Linked DNA regions of Homo sapiens: region 1 is linked to region 2. Evidence: read pairs that join two places in POLR2A ChIA-PET (ENCODE). Cell type or tissue: Panc1. All regions are shown on one strand. Each heading gives the region's core, and the rest is flanking DNA. Links, peaks and the distances in the headings are about the cores only. Region 1 holds the start of LOC124905075 (a long non-coding RNA gene). Region 2 overlaps MICAL3 (microtubule associated monooxygenase, calponin and LIM domain containing 3).

What was found. Peaks named below come from ENCODE experiments on the same cell type or tissue, not always from the same donor. Only the 100,000 strongest peaks of a DNase experiment are listed, where the experiment ranks them.
Region 1: POLR2A ChIA-PET joins it to region 2 with 18 read pairs; 3 of 35 experiments call an interaction of 5 or more read pairs at or near these places.

The regions. Positions count from the first base shown.
Region 1 is chr22:17,863,533-17,871,532 of GRCh38, reverse strand. MICAL3 (microtubule associated monooxygenase, calponin and LIM domain containing 3) reads left to right here. Exons shown (of 32, transcript NM_015241.3): 18 at 5,521-5,609; 19 at 6,547-6,634. LOC124905075 (a long non-coding RNA gene) reads right to left here and starts at 4,782. Exons shown (of 3, transcript XR_007067998.1): 1 at 4,696-4,782; 2 at 4,468-4,544; 3 at 4,216-4,295. In Panc1, for the core only: no CTCF peak of the experiment used is centred there; no DNase peak of the experiment used is centred there.
Region 2 is chr22:17,993,359-18,004,934 of GRCh38, reverse strand. All of the region lies in intron 1 of MICAL3 (microtubule associated monooxygenase, calponin and LIM domain containing 3), which reads left to right. Among named protein-coding and RNA genes, the nearest start is that of MIR648, 18 kb to the right of the region's middle. RefSeq lists enhancers at 2,748-3,444, 8,295-8,494, 10,086-10,586, 10,587-11,087 and silencers at 3,380-3,759, 3,770-3,959, 4,090-4,199. In Panc1, for the core only: a CTCF peak has its summit at 3,756 (motif pointing left); no DNase peak of the experiment used is centred there; H3K4me3 peaks cover 1,389 bases.

The DNA.
Region 1 (8,000 bases), core at 1-8,000, 130 kb after region 2:
ATAAAAATAAGGTTTTTTGTCTTTACGGAAGGGGACTTGCACATCCATAGAAGTCACATATTTTGCCTAAGGTTGATGATGACAGCAAGTTGGAGCTGGGTCTCAGGCCCCTGGGTTCTCAGACCTTTGCTCTTGGAGATGTCTGCAAGGTGGCCCGTGTTAACACCTCTCTGGCATCTGTCTGATCTCTCTCTGGTGGATTGCGAACCATTGCACAGGGCCTGAATCTGATTTACTGTGGTGTTCAAGGCCTGGTCTTTGGCAACATGTGCTGCCAGTTTTTACAGTGAAAAGACCTTGATAAGGTAACAGTAGAGAATTCTGCACACAGACGATAGAGCCATCGTGATGGGCAGAGGCAGGCTGGCCGCCATCTGAGGACCCTGCATTGAGGACCCCCAGCCCCATTCCTATAGGATGCTGGAGGGACTTCGTGGGAGGCAGTCTTATAGATTCCAGAGTAATGAGGGGGCCTAGATTAATAGGAGAGGCAGTAATCTTTATAAGGTGGCATAAAGACCTTGACATTGATAGAAGATTGCGTGACTGTGAGATTATAAAGTGAGGTCATATAGGAGAGGGATGCCATGCCGTTAGGACCTAGTCACTTCAGCTGTCCTGAGGGTGAACAAACAGTCACCTCTGTTAGAAGGAGCAAGGAAGGAGCCCAGAGAGGTGAGCCGAGAAAGGCTGACTCCTGTCATGGTGCCTGGCCCTTCTGCTATGTTGGTAAAAAGCACTCCCGAGTCGGGGAAGAATGAAAGAATTAGGACGCTGTTTAGATAAGGCAGGCAGATTGTTTGCTGTCAAGTCTTCTGTTCCACCTCTCACACACACCTGCTCTCTGGATAGCTCATTTGATCTCAAGGATGGGGCCTGGCAGAGGGAGCCACCCAACCTCGCTGAGCTGTCCCTGATGCTCAGGGTGTTCTAGTTAGCCTCTCACCGTGGAGTCTGCCCGGAAAGAAGATGTCGCAAGGTGCAGCTAATTGATCTACAGGTACTTTTGCCCATGGGTGTGTGTGTGCATCTTTGCTGCATTCTGTGAAAGATGCAGAAGTGTAATGTGTGCCTCCAGGAGCTCACTGTCCTATGGGGATGAGACCCATGAAGAGTAGCAGGCGACACGAGTGTGTGCAGCGAAAGGCTCGGTTACACAGCCTAGGTTGTCGCTTTGTAGAAGCACAGGGGAGGAGGAAATCTGTGAAGTTCAAGAGCATCTTGGGATGACCTCCCTGACCCTTGGCTAGACTTTGAGAGAGAAGGGTATGGTGACTGAGTAGAGGGCAGAGGTGCGCACCTGGTGGGAGATCGGGTGGCAGTGAGAGGCCGAGACAGGATGAGGCCAGCCTGGTTGAGTGCAGTATTGTTAACACTGGAGCAGAGAAGACAGCCGTTCTAAACCAGCTCCCCAAATTTTAACCCAGATAAAATTTTCATCAGCTTAGCCCCTCCACAGTCCTTCCCCTCATCTGTCAGAGGACAGATGGACTAGAGCCAGGAAGGAACTTTAGGGGCACCGAAGTTTTAGCCTGTTTTTTATCCAAGTTGCCAAGTGTCTCAGAAGTCTAACTGAAGAGGCTCAGAGAACAAAGAATAAGCTGGGGAGGTTGTGGCAGGAGGAAGTAACCGAGGCCTTGTGCTGCGCCCCAACACATCACGCCCTTTGTCCTCACAACAACCCCATTAAGTAACTTTTTATTACTGTAATTAGAAGTCAGGAAGCTGAGTTCAGAGAACTTGTATGTTGTTTGTCCAAATTGACACAACTAGTAATAGCTCACTTGCACCAGATGACACCTGAGATTCATTCCAGGTCAGAGATTCAGGGATTGTGACTCCAGGCCTGCTGCCAACTCCATACTAGTAAATTAAGAATCATATTTGAAGATGTCCCCATATTTTACTTGTGGTGCTATTTGTTCTGTCTTCAGCTCTTTCTGGAGGATGCCGTCTGCTCAAACACAGAGCTGCTGTTTCTTTTTTTGCAAAGCATTAGCTCATTTGTGATCGCTGCCAGCTCTTAAGACAAGGACTCAAAATTAGTGTCAGGCCCTTCCCTGTCATCTTGAGAAGAGACATACGCTACCTCCACAGGTGGTGTGTGCAGGGTGGCCCTCGTCAGTGATGAGCCTGAGACTGTCTCCATCCCTGCAGCAGCCTCCAAGCCAGCCATGCATCTTCCACTTGGACCACTGGTCTCCTTGCCTCTGTTACACCCCAGTCTGTTTCCACAGAGCAACCGGAGGGATTTTAAAAGGTGTGACTTGGATCTCACCAGTGTCCTAGCCGCTGCCGTGCAGACAGAGCCCACAACCTTGTCCCAGGTGGAGAGAGCATTGCGTGTCCACCCCAGCCTCTGCCGTCAGCTGCCCCCAGCATGCTGCACTCTTTGCTCCAGTGTCTTTCCATCCCATAAGCATGATGAAGCCACTGCTCCCTTAGGACGTGGCTCTGCTGTGTCCTCTCCTGGAGCACACCCCCTGGTCTCCACAGGGTGAGACGCCTGTGTTTCACATCTCCATGTGGCGCTCCTCAGAGAGGGGTCTGGCTCTTTTGATAGAAGGCAGCTGCCCAGGCACCGGTGCGCCTGTGTGGTTCTCCATGCAGGGCTCGCACTGTCTCATCCATGCGTCTGTGGAGAACCATTCTGTCTGCTTGCCTGGGGGCACTCAGTGGAGAACCAGTCTGTCTGCTTGCCTGGGGGCTCTCGGTGTTCAGATTGGTAGCTGTCATACAGTGGCACTCGGGCCTGGGTGAATGAATGAATGAACGGCCCACTTGACCTTGGGTTTGCCCTGTGGCCACCTGTTTTCTCCATTTCCCTTTTCCAGTTACTCCCATATTCAGTTATCAGGATTCCTTAATTTGGACCATTGAGAATCAGTCACTTGACTGAATCACCCACAATTCATAGCTAATTAAAAACATAGCAAGGCTGGGTTTACCACTGAGGCAAGCATAGTAGTGTCATGGTAGTGCAGGCTCTGGCACCAGCATCCTGGACCACATCCGCCTCTGCGGTTCACTGACTGTGGGACACGCTGGGCAGGTCACTCGGCCTCCTGTTCCTCGCTGAGAAAGAGGTGGGTACTAATGGCACCTGCCTCACCAGCTTGTTTGGGGATTAAATGAGTTGATAGATGGAAAGCAGTTAAAATAGTGTCTGGCACTTGGTAAATGTTAACATTAAAATTAGCTTTTTTTTTTTTTAATTTAAAAAGCAAAAAGTGCCATCGTGTTGAGTTTGGGAAAGGATATGGGGAGATGCGTACACGTGACTTGTGCCACCTCATTGAATATCTCCACCTATGAGGTGGGTACTGTGTTCTTCTCCATGGGAGGAGATATTTTCCAAAAGACAGATGAGTTCACACGGCTACTGAGCAGTTGAGACAGTGTTGGAACGGAGATCACACTTAGCGCTCACATTGCTCGCATCATCTATACTGCCTTCCTAGAGAAAACAGTTTTCTGGAACTTTTTGATTAGGCTTGGAGGACTTGTTTCTGAAATGTAAACCTCTTTTCTTTATTAGTTTAGGATACCAAAGCAGAGTTCAAGGAGGATTCAGTTGAGTTCAATTGAGTTATACTTTAAGATCTGGGTTTCCACTTTTGCAAAAACAAGCAAATTAATGTAGGAAAAAAATAGAAGGAAGAAATGAAAGCCATGATAACATTTTAGTTTTCTGTTACTGTAATAAGCAAGGCTCTTGGTTACAAGTAATAGAAACCCAATGCAGATGACAGTTGAAGCCTTAACTTTATAGCTTCCATCCAGAGAGCAGTCCCCAGGGAAGGGCTGCCCCTTCCCTCACCTCCCTCACCATCCCCATAACGTCTCCAGCGAGCCTGCCTTTGGCCACATGCCAGTCCCCAGAGCACCCTGTCCTGGGTGGGGTGGAGGGAGTGAGTTGCCGAGCGGCCTGGGTCATGTGTTACTGGTGGTGGAAGGTCAGGCCACGTGGTTGCCAGCCCCTGTCAGTCTCATGGAGGAAGGAGGGGTATTTCTTAAAGAATGAGATACAAAACAGACCAAAACAAGTAGCGCATGATCCAAGCACTCATACATCTTACCTTATCCTAATTATTGGTGGCCAACATTTACAAAAGCTGAGTGGCTTATTCAGATGGGAAAAGGAAGTTGTGGCCAGGCTCCAGGCAACAACCCGTGGCTCCACTCCCCTGGTGGAGAAACAGGCGGTAAGACTGGCGGACTTTTGGCTGTCAGGTGTTGCCACTGTAGAGTCTCTGCATCCTGGCCAAGTGCCAGTGGCCAGTGAAACATTCTGTCTGAGAAAGTATACTAGGCATTATGAAAATTATTTAAAATCTGTGTCTTTCTAATAGATTTATTCAGCATTGGATAGGGAGTGCAGGTAAAACAAGTCAGTTTCTCTGAAGGAAAAGAAGAAAGATATAATCAGATCATCAGGGAAAGGGAAAGGGAAGAATGCCATCTTACCTTTATTTTCTTTGACTTTTAGGTCCTCTTATTGTAGCTTTGAGATCAGGAAAGCTCATTTGTCTAAGAAGCACTCTCTACAAATGAGGAAAATGAAATGGGATTACTTCTGTTTCAACAGTTTCTATAGTAGGGTTTATCACTTGAGATTCAAAAGTCGTCAGTCGCTCTTTAAGTGAGAGTAAAAAAGAGTCAGAAAAAAATGACTGCGTGGGTTAATTCCATTACCAGAGTCATGGGAAAAGCCAAGTTCAGTGGTGTTCAGATTTTTCTGACGACACCCCCCACGGGGATGCACGTTACATTGAGACCCAGACACAGCTGCAAGTTCCAAGAAATAACGTTTTATTCTCATCATGCCACAGTACACTCTGGATTCTATTCTATTCTATTCTATATTCTATTCTATTCTATTCTATTCTATTCTATTCTATTCTATTCTATTCTATTCTGTTCTGTTCTATGCTGTTCCCTTCCATCCTACTCATAGTCCATTGCAGTATTTTTTGTCTTCTAATGTCCTTTCCTGCTGATCCTGACCCTCTGAGGGGACTGGGAGGGGGTGAGAGATAGGGTGCGGGAGGGGGAGCAGCAGAGATGGGCCTGTCAGAGCCAATGCCAGGCGATGCCCCACCCCTGCAGCCTCCACGCCTCCACCCTGCACTTGTATTCATTCTTGGTTTCCCCAGCAATGCTACTCCCAGCGTTTCATGTGACCACATCTTTGTTCCTCACACACTGCCACTTTGTTTGCTGGCCCTGCCACACAGGCCTCACATCTTTGCTCTGGGCACTGATTGGGTGATGGCTCAATGGCCTTCACATTCCCAAAGGAAAAGACCCCCTTCAGGCCAAGGGAGAGGAGAGCTAGAATCAAAGTTTACCCGGAGGAACTGGCTTCTCTGGACAAGAAAGCTGGGCCCAGGGAAGGCTGGGTGGCTTGATGGCCTTGTGAGGCTGGAGGAGATGGAAAGGAGTGGCTGAGACCAGGGAGGCACGTTCAGGATCCGTGCCTGGCTCATCGCCTCTGTCCCTGCCTCTTGCTGTCTGCAGGTAAATTCTACTGTAAGCCACACTACTGCTATCGACTCTCTGGCTACGCACAAAGGAAGAGACCGGCAGTGGCTCCCCTGTCTGGAAAGGTAATGGTGACTCTCCTGTAAGTGGGGGAGAAGCAGTGGGTGTTGCAGCAGTGTGGCTATGGGCCGGGGGCGGCCAACCTGCAAATGCCCCTGCGTCCTTGCCTCTCCTGGGAACGGGGAGGGCCCGAAATGCAGTGGCAGTCCGGGGTGGAGAGGGAACCATCTTTTCATGGATGATCTGAGGTTGCCTCGCTAAGGTAAAGGCTCCACCTGCCCCCTGAGTCGGACCCAGGAGATGATGCAGCTCTCCATCTCAGCTGCGTAGACATCTGCCTTCGTCAACACACATCTTTCTGAGAGGACACCCTGCCACTGGGGTGATGCCGCCTCATGTTCCACATGATTAGAGCCTCCTCCAGAAGGGCAGGGTGGGAGAGGAGACTGTTGGGAGGATCCCTCGGTGGCCCCACCCTCACTCCCCACACCCAAAGGGCGCCCTGCCTGCGGGGCCTTTCACTAGTTCTGTGAGTTATTTGTCTGTGAATTTTTTCCTTCCTTATCCTCTTTTTAATGAGGGTGGCTTCTCCACCTGTCTTTGTCGCGGTGAACCCAGCAGTCTCTTCAGCATGGTTGCCACCTTGTCAGCACGCCTGCCTGTCAGTCCCCCTTGAGGGCTTCTGTTGCCTGCAGAGGGACTGGCAGGAAGAGGTGCACCTAGGTGGATCTAGACTTTGACTCCGGGTGACTCAGGAGGCTGAGGTGGGAGGATTGCTTGAGCCCAGGAGGTCGGGGCTGCAGTGAGCTATGATGATGCCGCTGCACTCCAGCCTGGGTGCCAGCAAGGCCCTGTCTCTTAAATAAATAAATAAATAAATAAATAAATAAATAAATAAATAAAATTTAAAACCAGCGTGTCAGATTGTCAGTGCCTCTAGGGATTTGAGGATTTGAGTGCATCAGTCAGAGTCACTCTTCTTTTTCTCATGAACTTTCCTAGGAGGCCAAAGGACCCCTGCAGGATGGCGCCACCACAGATGCAAACGGACGGGCCAACGCCGTGGCCAGCTCCACTGAGAGAACCCCAGGTAGCCTCACTTCCTTGTTTGGCTGGGTGGCGCGTCACTCCCTCGGCCTCTGTGACAAGGCCAAGGGCATGAGCCAGCACCTCCAAAGCAACATTTCTTCATTCGGGCAACAAGTGGCCCAAAACCCTCTGGACTCCTTTTTCATGTGCCAGCTGCTTGCGTTCGGAGTCCCCTTTCTCTATGGCCTGTCGGAGGTGCTGGTGCAAATCAGAGGGGAGTTCCACTGGCAGGCTGTGGCCCAGTGATGGGGCCGTCCGGTGGGCGGCAGAGCCGTGAAGTGCTGTCCCTCAGCCCCGTCCCGCACCATCACACCTGAGGGCGGCCCAGGTCCTGTGTAGGTAGACAGGAGCTCGCAGGCGCTCAGACACTGCTCCCATCACCCGCCCTGGTGAGGCCAAGGCCACTCGGCCTTCATGCAGTTTGCTTCCAAGCTCCTCTGACGGCCTGGAGCTGTGTTGATTAAGCCCCGTGGTCTTGTTTTGGGTTCACCTTCACTTAAGATTCTGCGTCCTGTTCCCTGTCACTGTGTGTGGATGAGCTGTGGCTGCTCTCCTGTCTGCCCTGCACCGTGATGGGACATGCCCTGTCCTGACCCCTTGGCCACTGGGCTTGTCATGAGGTCCAAGCCCTCACCTGTCCCACTTTCATGACCACTTCCTTGTGTTGGGAGGTGAACAGTACCATCTCTACCTCTACAAACACATTTATTCTTGTCATAGCATGACAGGACTCGCAGGGTTTGTGGGTACCAGGCCTGTTGGGAAGAATTATGTAGATTTTCCTTAAAATGGCCTCTCTCAGCAACTTGTAAAACTTGCCTGTGAGATGCGTCCAGAGCTCCACAAACTGCTGGGTGTTCTGAATGTCCCACATACAGCTCCAGGTGGTTCACGGCCCAGGGTCACTGTGGCAAGAGGGGGCCAGCAGGGCTGTGTTTCTGTCTGTCACACTTTCCTCTTGTTCAAAACACATGTATCTCAAGCAGCTATATACAAAACTCATAAAAATTAAAGATGGTCAGCCAGTGCCAGGAAATGTGGAGGAGGAGTTGGTCATAGAATTTCCATGGTGGGACAAGAGAATTACCCATTTGGCCTTCAACGAGAGGTTCCCAGAGTTGCATCCTTTCCCTTCCCTAACAGCTGGTTCATGTAGGCCTTGTGGTGCTCATTCTGGGAGAGGGAAGATGCGCCCAGAGGCTAGGCGGTGTGCCCTGGGAGCCATGAGAACCCAGCCAAGCCAGGTGAACGCAGCTTCTGCTACTGCACGTGCCCTTATTATCATCTGAGCAAGTTTTTTAAGTACCCTGCAGGTGGGACCAACATTTTATAGCCATGTTTCAACCATTAATGACTTTTAAACCTTC
Region 2 (11,576 bases), core at 3,577-11,576:
ACAAAATAAAAATAAAAATAAATAAGTAAATATATGAGATTATCTTTCATCTGGCATGCAGTAGATTCTTAAGAAACTCAAGACAGTATTGCGTTGTGGAGTTATGGTGGGGGCACTAGATGTCAGACCTCTGTGTGCACTCGGGCAGATCAGTTTCACTAAGCTCTTGTGTTTTCCTCAGGAAGGCAAAACGGTACTAAGGCGAATAATAAGGAACATCACAGAATTGATATGAGGGTGAAGTTAAATAATGCGGGCAAAGCACTTCCCAACAGTACCTAGCACATAGTGAGCACTTAATAAATGTAAGCTGTGGCTGCTGCTGCTGTGGCCATCAGGGAGATAGGGAAATATGTCAATAAGAAATGTATATTGGCCGGGCACGGCGGCTCATGCCTATAATCCCAGCACTTTGGGAGGCCGAGGCGGGTGGATCACCTGAGGTTGGGATTTCAAGACCAGCCTGACCAACATGGAGAAACCCCGTCCCTACTAAAAATACAAAATTAGCTGGGCGTGTTGGCGCATGCCTGTAATCCCAGCTACTCGGGAGGCTGAGGCAGGAGAATCGCTTGAACCCAGGAGGCGGAGTTTGTGGTGAGCCGAGATCATGCACTCCAGCCTGGGCAACAAGAACGAAACTCAGTCTCAAAAGAAAAAGAAAAAAAAAAAAAAGAAATGTATATTGGGGCAGAGAGCATGGACAGTTGGGTTATGGCAAGGCACAGAGTAGAAATGGAAGCTCTGTAAGCTAGCAGCTTCTGGCAATCAATCTGGAAGGCTTCATGGAGGGATGCACTTTCCAGAGCTCTTTGGATTATAGTTGGAAGATGAGTTATCTGGAGGTATTAGAAAGGCTATCCCAGGGGCCAGGCGCAGTGGCTCATGCCTGTAATCCCAGCACTCTGGGAGGCCGAGGCAGGCACATCACAGGGTCAGGAGATCGAGACCATCCTGGCCAACATGGCGAAACCCTGTCTCTACTAAAAATACAAAAATTAGCCAGGTGTGGTGGCAGGTATCTGTGGTCCCAGCTACTTGGGAGGCTGAGGCAGGAGAATCAGTTGAACCCGGGAGGCGGAGGTTGCAGTGAGCTGAGATGGCACCACCGCACTCCAGACTTGCAACACAGCGAGACTCCATCTTAAAAAAAAAAAAATAAAGAAAGGGTATCCCAGACTCCCTGCGTGATTGGAAGCTGGTTGAGTGGCAGTGGGGTGACCAGCTGTTGGGAGGTTGAAAAGTTCTGAACTAAAGAAGATGGAGCTGAAGCTTGGTAGCCAAATTGTAAGCCTAGCAGGCTGGTGTAAAGCTCTAAAACAGAGCAGACCCCAAGGAGTGGTTAGAAAGTCTGAAATTTGGCTTGTAGTGTGGATGAAAGCACAATTGGCCATGTGTGGTTGAATGGTTGTCACAGATTGAGTTAGGGACGAGCACTTTCGCAGCTCTAGGGAGGGGTGAGCAGTGGGGTTTGTTGCTGAAGGCAGGAATTGTGGACAGCTCATTGGGTGAATGAATTATTAATCGAAGTTTTGTCTGATTATGAGAAGGAAGGGAGAAGGAAGAGAAAGGGGTGCTTCCTGGAGAAGTAGAAATTATGAACTACTTGGAGGTGGAGGGCCCCACACATAAGAAGAATATTCTTCTCTAAGAGATGAGGGACCCAGAAAGAAGACAGGATTCATCTTTACCAAAGGTGGGGTTGATACTGTCGCTGAAAGTAGGTGTCAGAAAGTCTATCGACTTTCAACTAAAGTTCTTTTTTTTTTTTTTTTGAGATGGAGTCTTGCTCTGTTGCCCAGGCTGGAGTGCAGTGGTGCAATCTTGGCTCACTGAAAGCTCCGCCTCCCGAGTTCACACCATTATCCTGCCTCAGCCTCCTGAGTAGCTGGGACTACAGGCGCCCACCACCACGCCCAGCTAATTTTGTTTTTGTATCTTTAGTAGAGATGGGGTTTCACCGTGTTATCCAGGATGGTCTGGATCTCCTGACCTCGTGATCTGCCTGCCTTGGCCTCCCAAAGTGCTGGGATTATAGGCGTGAGCCACCGCGCCCAGCCTAAAGTTCTTTAAGATAGTGGATAATGCTCAAAGTTGAAGAATATTTGCAGGTATTGCTATTCCTGTGCAAAGGATGATAGGATCACACATGAAGTGTGTGAAGGCCATCAGACACCAAGTGCATTCCAGTATCCTCATTGGACCAGATGATGAAACTGAGGCCGAGGGTTGTACTTACCTGCTCAAGGTCATACAAGATATATTTGGTTCAATTCGCTCTATATTTTCGTTTTCTTTTTTTTAGACAGAGGCTCACTCTGTTGTCCAGGCTGGAGTGCAATGGCACGATCTGGGCTCAGTTCAACCTCCGCCTCCTGGGTTCAAGCGATTCTCCTGCCTCAGCCTCCTAAGTAGCTGAGATTACAGACGCGCGCCACCATGCCTGGCTATTTTTTGTATTTTTAGTAGAGACGGGGTTTCACCATGTTGGTAAGGCCGGCCTCGAGCTCCTGACCTTGTGATCTGCTCGCCTCGGCCTCCCTCCCAAAGTGCTGGGATTACAGGCGTGTGCCACCGCGCCCGCCCTCTGCTCTATATTTTCTCTTAGCGCCCTCCTCCAAAAATTTGAAATTCCCCCTAACCTCTTTGCTTCCCAACTAGAATGAAAATCCTAGTTTCATTTTGCGGCAACTAAGAGCAACAAACAAGTCTCCTTTATTATTATTTTTTCTTTCTTTAGATGGAGTCTCGCTCTGTTGCCCAGGCTGTAGTGCAGTGGCACCATCTCGGCTCACTGCAACTTCCGCCTCCCGGGTTCAAGTGATTCTCCTGCCTCAGCCTCCAGAGTAGCTGGGACTACAGGCCCGTGCAACCACGCCCGGCTAATTTTTGTATTTTCAGTAGAGTCAGGGTTTCATCATGTTGGCCCGGCTGGTCTTGAACTCTTGACCTCAAGTGATCCGCATGCCTCGGCTCCCCAAAGTGTTGGGATTACAGGCGTTAGCCACCGCGCCCGGCCAACAAGTCCCCTTTAAATACATCCTCTCTTCTCTCCGGGGGCAGGCTTTGATATGCCCACCGGGTTTCTCCATTGGCCACTTCATGTGGCTTCTCGCCCCTTCCAAGATTCCCAACCAATCAGTTCTTTCCCGTCTCCCGTTGGGCTTTGAGGAATGTACCATATGGATCCTGCAGGGGGACGGAGAGGACGAAGGGCGTGGCGACAGCTTATTTCTTTGCCTTTTGCACATATCCCGTGAGATTCTGGCAAGACTGAGCGTGCAAGTAGCAATGGAGTCCCTGAGGACGGGGGCCGCTTGCCAGTTTTCGAGGTGTACTGAGATATCTCGCCCCCGAGGCTGGGGTCCCGTGGTCCGGCCCGAGGGCCACAACCCCCGCCCTTCCATGTGCCCGCCCATCCCCCGGCTGCGCCGCTTCTCCGGCTGCTACCTACCGCGCCGGACGCTCGGGCTGCGGAACAGGGCGGCACTGGCCCGCCACAGCGACGCCGGCGCCGAGGGACACCGCAGTATGAGGCAGAGGTAAGAACGGGGCTTCGGGACTCCGACCCGCGCCAACCGTCCCCGGGGAGCCGCATCCTGCTCGCGCCCGAGCTCGGGGTCTCGGGCACCGGGCTGGTTCCGGCGGGCGGTTCTGGAGCGGGTGGCCCCGCGAGCGGACGCGCGCCGAGCCTCCCGCCCGGGCAGTGCCGAAGCCGGGAGCCGCCGCGGCGCGGGCGCCTCCTTCCGGCTGCGCTTATAACCCTGCGTCCGGCCGGCGGGGCGCGAGGAAGCCCCCGCCTCGCGTTCCCGTGTGGTCACCTCCCGCCGGAGGATGCGTGGCCAGGTGCGCCGGCTGGTCCTGAGTTCCGGGGCAGCAGGCGCGGGGAAGCGCGGGGAGGCTGCCCGCTTCAGGCGGGAGGCGGAGGGTGGGGGCTTAGCCCGGCTCTGGGTGCGGGGTCGGGGGGTGCTTTTTGGGGCGGGGGAGGTCTCTGTCTTTACCGGAGTCCGCAGGCTCCGGGCCGAGGCTCCGCCGGGTCCTGCCTCCGCGGCCTGGCCCTCGGGGCCTCCCCGTCCCGCTGCCCCGGCCTGGAGCTAGCGTGCGCCAAGCGTGGGCTCCTGCGACCCTGGCAGGTAGGTGGCCGAGAGGACCCCGGCGCGCCTTTCCGTTTGTGGGGGCGGTGGGCGCGGCCGGGCGATCGCAGCCGCCTTCGCCTCTAGTCTCAGTGATGCCCCTTCCCTGGCTGCCTTCCGAGGGGACCGCGCTTTTGGAGGTCTCCGGGGCACATGGGAAATTCCCAGCTAAGAAACCATCTTGAGGAGCCCTACACGGAACCGGGCTTGCCTGGCCTAGCAGAAAGCCAGCCGCAGCGAGACCCTCCGCCTGGCATGCGGCACTGGTGAGCCGCCACCCCGCTTGCTCAGTAGGTAGCCGGGACGAAGGGGTCTGGCAGGCCCCTCAGGCAAGGCCTCTGTGCCGCATCCCGTTAAGGGGCGGGGACCAGCCCCGTATCTTGGCTGGTCTTCCTGACTCTGAATGCAGAGAAAGTATGTCCAAGAGTTCAAACCACATTTGTGTTCTTTTAATGGTGTTTAATGCAGATGTTAATTGTGATTTATGTGAAACGGGTTGATGTAGAGGAATGAAGGTCAACTGTGGACAGGTGGACAGCTTTTTTTTTTTTTTTCCCCCTAAGCTTGTTTTTAGTGGGATGTGCATGGAGAGGATGACATTTGAATATCAGGCCACCAATGTGTATTTGGTCCCATCTGACACTTTGCTCCATAGACAGTCGTTGTACTCCAGGGATGAGGATGAACTGGGTTTTAAGCTGAGAAAGACATCTTCCTACAGTCGCTGCCGCCTGCGGGAAAGCCCCGCCTTCTGGTTACCTGGCCGCACACAGGCCAGTTCATTGTGGTTACCTTCTCCCGTGAGCACATCTCTGCAGCCCTCTCAGAGGATGCCGTTCATTCCATATTTGATTGCCAGATGTACTTCTCAGGTCAGAAATCCAGCCCCAGATTGTTCAAGTCTTATAGTGAGTTTTTCTTGTGCTCCAGGTTTAGAAGTTTTAAATCTCTTTTATAGTGTATTCAACAGCTTGAGTTAATTTCATAATTATAGGAAAGACATGGTTTGTGTGTTCCTCCTGTAAAGGATACTTTAGAACTCAGACCTGGTTCCTCAGTCAAGGCTGTTTATTTGTGTTTACAGCGCTAACATTTGAAACGTCTTAAACTTGACTGCATATTGTAATTCCTCCCCCCAAACCCCCACCTGGGATGATCCTGTTCCGTGGTGGTTATTCCATGGTGTTACTAGGTGTGGAAGAGAAAATGGGCTTTGGAAATAATGTACGTGAAGAACTTAGCACAGTCCTTGGCACGTAGCAGATGTTCAATAAACATAAAAGTAAATTTTTCCTCTCTTCCTTGGGTTTGAGAGACCTGGGGATGATGATATTGGATGCAGTTTTGGTTGCATGCTCCGTTTTTAAATTAGGGTAATGAGGTCCCCCCCATTCCTCCTCCCACTCAAACTTCCAGCTCTCCAGACATTTCTGTGGTAGATTAAAAATGAAACTCACGTCTTGGTCCTAGAAGTAAAAATAAGGAAAAATTGAGCTCTTCTTCCTGGATCATGTGTTGCCCTTTAAAGGAAGGATGGCACATGCCCTGGAAGAGTGGTACACCATTCAGTACAGAAGAGCAGAGGGTCAAAGGGGACCCTTTCCTGCATCTGTCGAGTAGTCCTGCAGGTGAGGATTTTGGTTGTCGTTGGTTTCACATGTCCAGGTGGAACCAGATGAATTACCTAATTTCTCCTGGCACTGGCTTCTGGGAAGTGGCCCAGATGGTCGAAGCCTGACCATTGGCAGAGTGCTAGCTTTGCTGGGCCGTGCCTCTGAACTGGGATCTGCTAGGAGCAGCCATTTGCCTTCTCCGTCTTGTAGCAGGTTCCATGTGAACAGACGAAAAGGGCATCAAATCTAATGTTCTAGAAAAAATAAGAGCCATCATTGGCTTATTTATGTTCCATAATATTATGGGGCCTGGCATTTTAATAATAATTATGCTCTGGGCCCGGCGCGGTGGCTCACACCTGTAATCCCAGCACTTTGGGAGGCCAGGCGGGCGGATCACGAGGTCAGGAGTTCAAGACCAGCCTGGCCAACGTGGTGAAACCCTGTTTGTACTAAAAATACCAGCTGGGCGTGGTGGTGCGCGCCTGTAATCCCAGCTACTGGGGAGGCTGAGGCAGGAGAATTGCTTAACCGGGAATTGGGAGGTGGAGGTTGCAGTGAGCCAAGATCACGCCACTGCTCTCCAGCCTGGGATACAGAGCGAGACTTCATCTCAAAAAAAAAATAATAATAATAATAATTATTATTATTATTATGCTCTGGATTTACTACTTAGTTGCTTTTTACTTGAGGAAGTGAAAGCTTTTTCATGACCTGTTATCTCATTGATTCTTAATTGTCTCTGAAGTCGTTAAAGTTTAATAGAGTCTATTATTCCCATTTTATAGGCAAAGAAATGGAGGTAACATGATTTGCTTTAAGTTGCAAATGAGTTGGTCCCTGAACTGGGATTTGAATTGGGTTCTTCTTCTTCTTCTTTTTTTGAGACGGAGTCTCTTGCTCTGTCGCGCCCAGTCTGGAGTGCAATGGCGCAGTCTTGGCTCATGCACTCTGCCTCCTGGGTTCGAGCGATTCTTCTGCCTCAGCCTCTCAAGTAGCTGGGACTACAGGCACCTGCCACCACGCCCTGCTAATTTTTTGTATTTTTTAGTAGAGACAGGGTTTCACCGTGTTGGTCAGGCTGGTCTCGAACTCCTGACCTCAGGTGATTCACCCTCCTTGGCCTTCCAAAGTGCTGAGATTACAGGCGTAAGCCACCACACCCGGCCCAGGTTTTCCTTCTTAAGTTTCACTTCACTGAGACCTTTAGGGGGAAAAAATCCACACATCTTTTTCTTTTTTCTTTTCTTTTTTTTTTTTGGAAGCGGAAGGACTTAAAGATACCAGATCATTGTGCTTTTCTGATGACTAGGTAGTGGATGATAGTTAACATTTATTGAGTGTTTATCTGCAGGAATCTGTGCTAGGTGCTGCATAGACATTACCTCATTTATTCCTCACAACAACATTCAAGGTAGAACTTATCATCCCCAGTTTTACGGATGACAAGGTTTTGTGAGGTCCTAGGTCAAGGGAGTGATAGTGAGTGACAAAGCCTTGACTGAAAGCAGGGCTGGGTTCAATCCTGGGCTTTCTGATTCCAGAGTGTGTGCTCCTCCTAACCCGTGTGCTAACGGGCCTTAGGGATGACTAATGGGCAGGCCTGAGAGCCCTGACGCCTGCTGCTGCCACCACCCCAGGTCTGATGGGAGGTGGGGTTGGACGGGCTTTATGTTCTATTGCAGTACAATTTTCACATTCTGGTCTTTTCCTTTGCTAGAAGCATTCATCTAGCCAGGTGGGGGGTCATTACTTTAGAAAAAATAATCAGAGCTGAGAAAACGTCTGCATTTGCAGAGAATGAAGTATTTAATAAGACCAGATGGGCCGGGCGCAGTGGCTCATGCCTGTAATACCAACACTTTGGGAGGTTGAGGTGGGCAGATTGCTTGAGCCCAGTAGTTTGAGAGCAGACTGGGCAACATAGCTAAACCCCATCTCTACAAAAAGTACAAAAATTAGCTGGGCGTGGTGGTGTGTACCTGTGGTCCCAGCTACTCTGGAGGCTGAGGTGGGAGGATTGCCTGCGCTCAGGAGGCCGAGGTTGCAGTGAGCTGAGATCACACCACTGCACTCCAGCACTCCAGCCTGGGTGACAGAGCAAGACTCTGTCTCAAAAAAAAAAAAAAAAAAAAAAAGACTAGATGGGGAGATGAGGGACAGAGAGAATCAAAGAGAATCAAAGTGGTTTGTGGACAGAGGAAATGAGTGATACTCTGACCCAGAGGCCATCTTTAGTGTCCAGGCCATTTTGCTTGAGCTGCTGGTGAAACTGTGAAACTGGAGGCATGGCACTTGGGCTAAAGTCTGTGCGGTGAATAAGGCCCTCAGTTTCTGCTTTAGGTGGCAGAGCTGAAAATCTGATTCCTTTTTGGTCTTTAGCTTCCGGTGTACTTCAATGCAGTACATTGTGGGCGTGGTGGGGATGTGGTTCAGAAATTTACCTAAACTCTGTGGACTTCCCCCTCTCTCCAGCCACGCACTCTGTCATCTTTGGTTCCAGTCTTTAGAATTCAGCTCGGATCCCCTGGGTGATGGGTGGTGTCAGACACTCAGGTGCTTGGATTGCCCCGGTGGAGAGAACAGCATCCTGCCCCCATGGGCTTCAGTTGTACGTGACTTGCTGTTTTCTTGGAGGTGGGCTTTAGTCATCTCTAGCTATAAAGACACAAAAAAACTGGGAAGAATGACCAGGAAACTGTCACCCCAAGCCTTGCAGTTGATTGCATTTTTTTTTTTTTTTCTGAGATGGAGTCTTGCTCTGTGGGCCAGGCTGGAGTGCAGTGGCACGACCTCGGCTCACTGCAAGCTCCGCCTCCCGGGTTCACACCATTCTCCTGCCTCAGCCTCCCGAGTAGCTGGGACTACAGGCACCTGCCACCATGCCCGGCTAATTTTCTGTATTTTTTTTTTAGTAGAGACAAGGTTTCACCGTGTTAGCCAGGATGGTCTCGATCTCCTGACCTTGTGATCCACTGGCCTCGGCCTCCCAAAGTGTTGGGATTACAGGTGTGAGCCACTGTGCCCAGCCTTTTTTTTTTTTTTTTTTTTTTTAAATTGAGACAGCATCTCACTCTGCCACCTAGGCTGGAGTGCAGTGGTGCGATCATGGTTCACTGCAACCTTGACTGCCTGAGTAGTTGAGACTACAGGCGTGCACCACCAAGCCTGGCTAATTTTTAAAATTTTTTGTAGAGATGGGGTTTTGCCACATTGTCCAGGCTGGTCTAGAGCTCCTGGGCTCGAACAATTTGCCTGCCTCAGCCTCTCAAAGTGCTGGGATTACAGGTGTGAGCCACCATGCCTGGCCCCATTGACTTTTTCTCATTGGTGAGTTCAACAGAGGAGAGATGATTGCCGCAGTTTTAAAAAAGAAAAGAGGCCAGGTGTGGTGGGTCATGCCTGTAATCCCAGCCCTTTGAGAGGCCGAGGTGGGCAGATCACCTGAGGTGAGGAGTTCCAGACCAGCCTGGCCAACATGGTGAAACTCTGTCTCTACAAAAAAAATACAAAAAATAGCCAGGTGTGGGTGTTGCACACTTGTATTCCCAGCTACTCAGGAGGATGAGGTAGGTGGATCATTTGAGCCTGGGAGGCCAAGGCTGCAGTGAGCGGAGATCGCACCACTGCATTCCAGCCTTGGTGATAGAGCAAGACCCTACTGTCCCAAAAAAAAAAAAAAAAAAAAAAAAAAAAATTAAAGAAAAGGCTGGGTGCAATGTCTCACGTCTGTAATCCCAGCACTTTGAGAGGCTGGGCCAAGGTAGGAGTATTGCTTGAGGCCAGGAGTTTGAGACCAGCCTGCGCAACATAGTGAGACCCTGTCTCTACAAAAATTTTAAAAATTAGCCGGGCATGGTGGTGTACACCTATAGTCGCAGCTGCTCAGAAGGCTGAGGTGGGAGGATCACTTGAGGCCAGGAGTTTGAGGCTGCAGTGAGCTATAATCACACCACTGCATTCCAGTCTGGGTGACAGAGTGAGACCCTGTCTCTTAAAAGAAAAAGGGAGGACAGAAATCAGATTAAAGAAGAGAGAAGAAGTGAGACTGTTGGCTTATACCTTGATGAAAGGTGGAAGCGGAAGGGCAAGAGCTTCTGCTAAGTAGTGAGGACCTTGGCAAGGACAACAGTATCTTTTTCGTGTTCTGTTAGGCCGTGTCTCTCTAGCGCCCAGCTCAGAGTGCATGTGTGTTATGTGTGAGGGAATCTAGTGAGGAGTCTTCCTGCATTAGGCACGTCTGCAGGTGTCTGTTGAATTGTATATCTGTTGAAGGATTCAGTCTGGTTAACTCTGGCAGGAGATTCGGTCTGGTTAACTCTGGCAGGAGAGGGATGGACAGCACAGCCTTGTGGTTAACTAGTGGCTTTTATTGACTTTTCCTGTGTAAAGGCGAAATAAACCTTAGTGGGTCCCAGGCTTCTCTTCTCTCCTGCCCATGCTTCTTTTTTTTTCTTTTTTTTTTTTGAGACAGAGTCTTACTCTGTGGCCCCGGCTGGAGTGGCCCCAGCTGGAGTGGCATGATCTCGGCTCACTGCAGCCTTGACCTCCTGGGCCAGGCCATCCCCCAACCTCAGCCTCCTGAGTAGCTGGGACTACAGGCCCACACCACCACACCCGACTAATTTTTAAATTTTGTGGAGAGACAAGCTCTCTCTGTGTTGCCCAGTCTGGTCTTGAACTGCTGGGCTCAGGTGATCCCTGCAAAGTGCTGGGATTACAGGCACCCCACTGCACCCAGCCCTCTGTCTCTTTTCTGTTGCCAGTTGAAGTCTGGAGGTAGCATGGGTCCCGGGAGGCCAGTGCCAGTGTTGGAAGCCAAGAGAGGAGGAGCAGCTTGGTCAGGGGGAAGATGCAGAGTGCTCACTCCTGGCACCTGGAGCCCCCAGGGGAATGGCAGCTACCCTTTAGCGTGGACTGTCCCCAGCCCACAGAAAGTCAGCTTACAGAGGTTCTAGCCATATTCCTCCCTCCTCCACCAACAAAGCTCCTTGTTGTGGCTGAGAATTGTCAGGCTGTGATGGGACAGGGACAGGGGTGGGAGAGCAGCACCTGGCGCTGATGAGCACAGCAGCGATGGCAGCATCAGAGATGCTTAGAGACTGTTGGCCATGCCACACTGTCCTGAGTGCCCACGTGTCTTAACGCGCTCAGTCCTCACCACAGCGGACAGACGGGGTGCTGTTATGATCCCTGCTTTTCACACTAGGAAGTGGGGCACAGAGGGCTAAAACAAGTGGTGGCGTCAGGATTTAGATGAAGGCATTGGGTTTTGGACTTGTGGTGTCACAGACCAGTTGAGGGCAACTGACTTGGGCATATTCCACGGGGTTACCTCCGTCCTGGGGGGTCACCGCTTCCTGTCTTCAGACCCCTCCTCCATATTTCCCTCTCTTCACTCTTGAGTTCTCTCTCTGAAGTGCCAGGAGAGGTGCATTGAGGTTAGTTGGCATATTCCTTGAAATATTCCTGGCCTGCTTCTCAGGGGGCAGAGTCAGGAGGTAATTCTGAAGCACTGGGAGGAGAGTGTGGGCGCAGGGGGGCTTCCCGGGGGGCACTTAAGACACTGTGTGTTCAGGAACCTGGGGGCTGTGCCTTGGGAATCCAGAGAGTGCTGAGGGCTGCCCTGCTCCTGGAAAAGATGAAGAAGCCCTTCTCTTCCTTCTGATTCCCAAGTTGTGGAACCCAAGCAGATCCATTATTGCCCCAGCTAAACTCCTTTGTGATGATTCTTTTAAGAGAATGAGCTGGGCCAGGGGTGGAGGAAGGCAAGTGGAGGGAGAGCATTAGGACAAATACCTAATGCATGCGGGGCTTCAAACCTAGATGA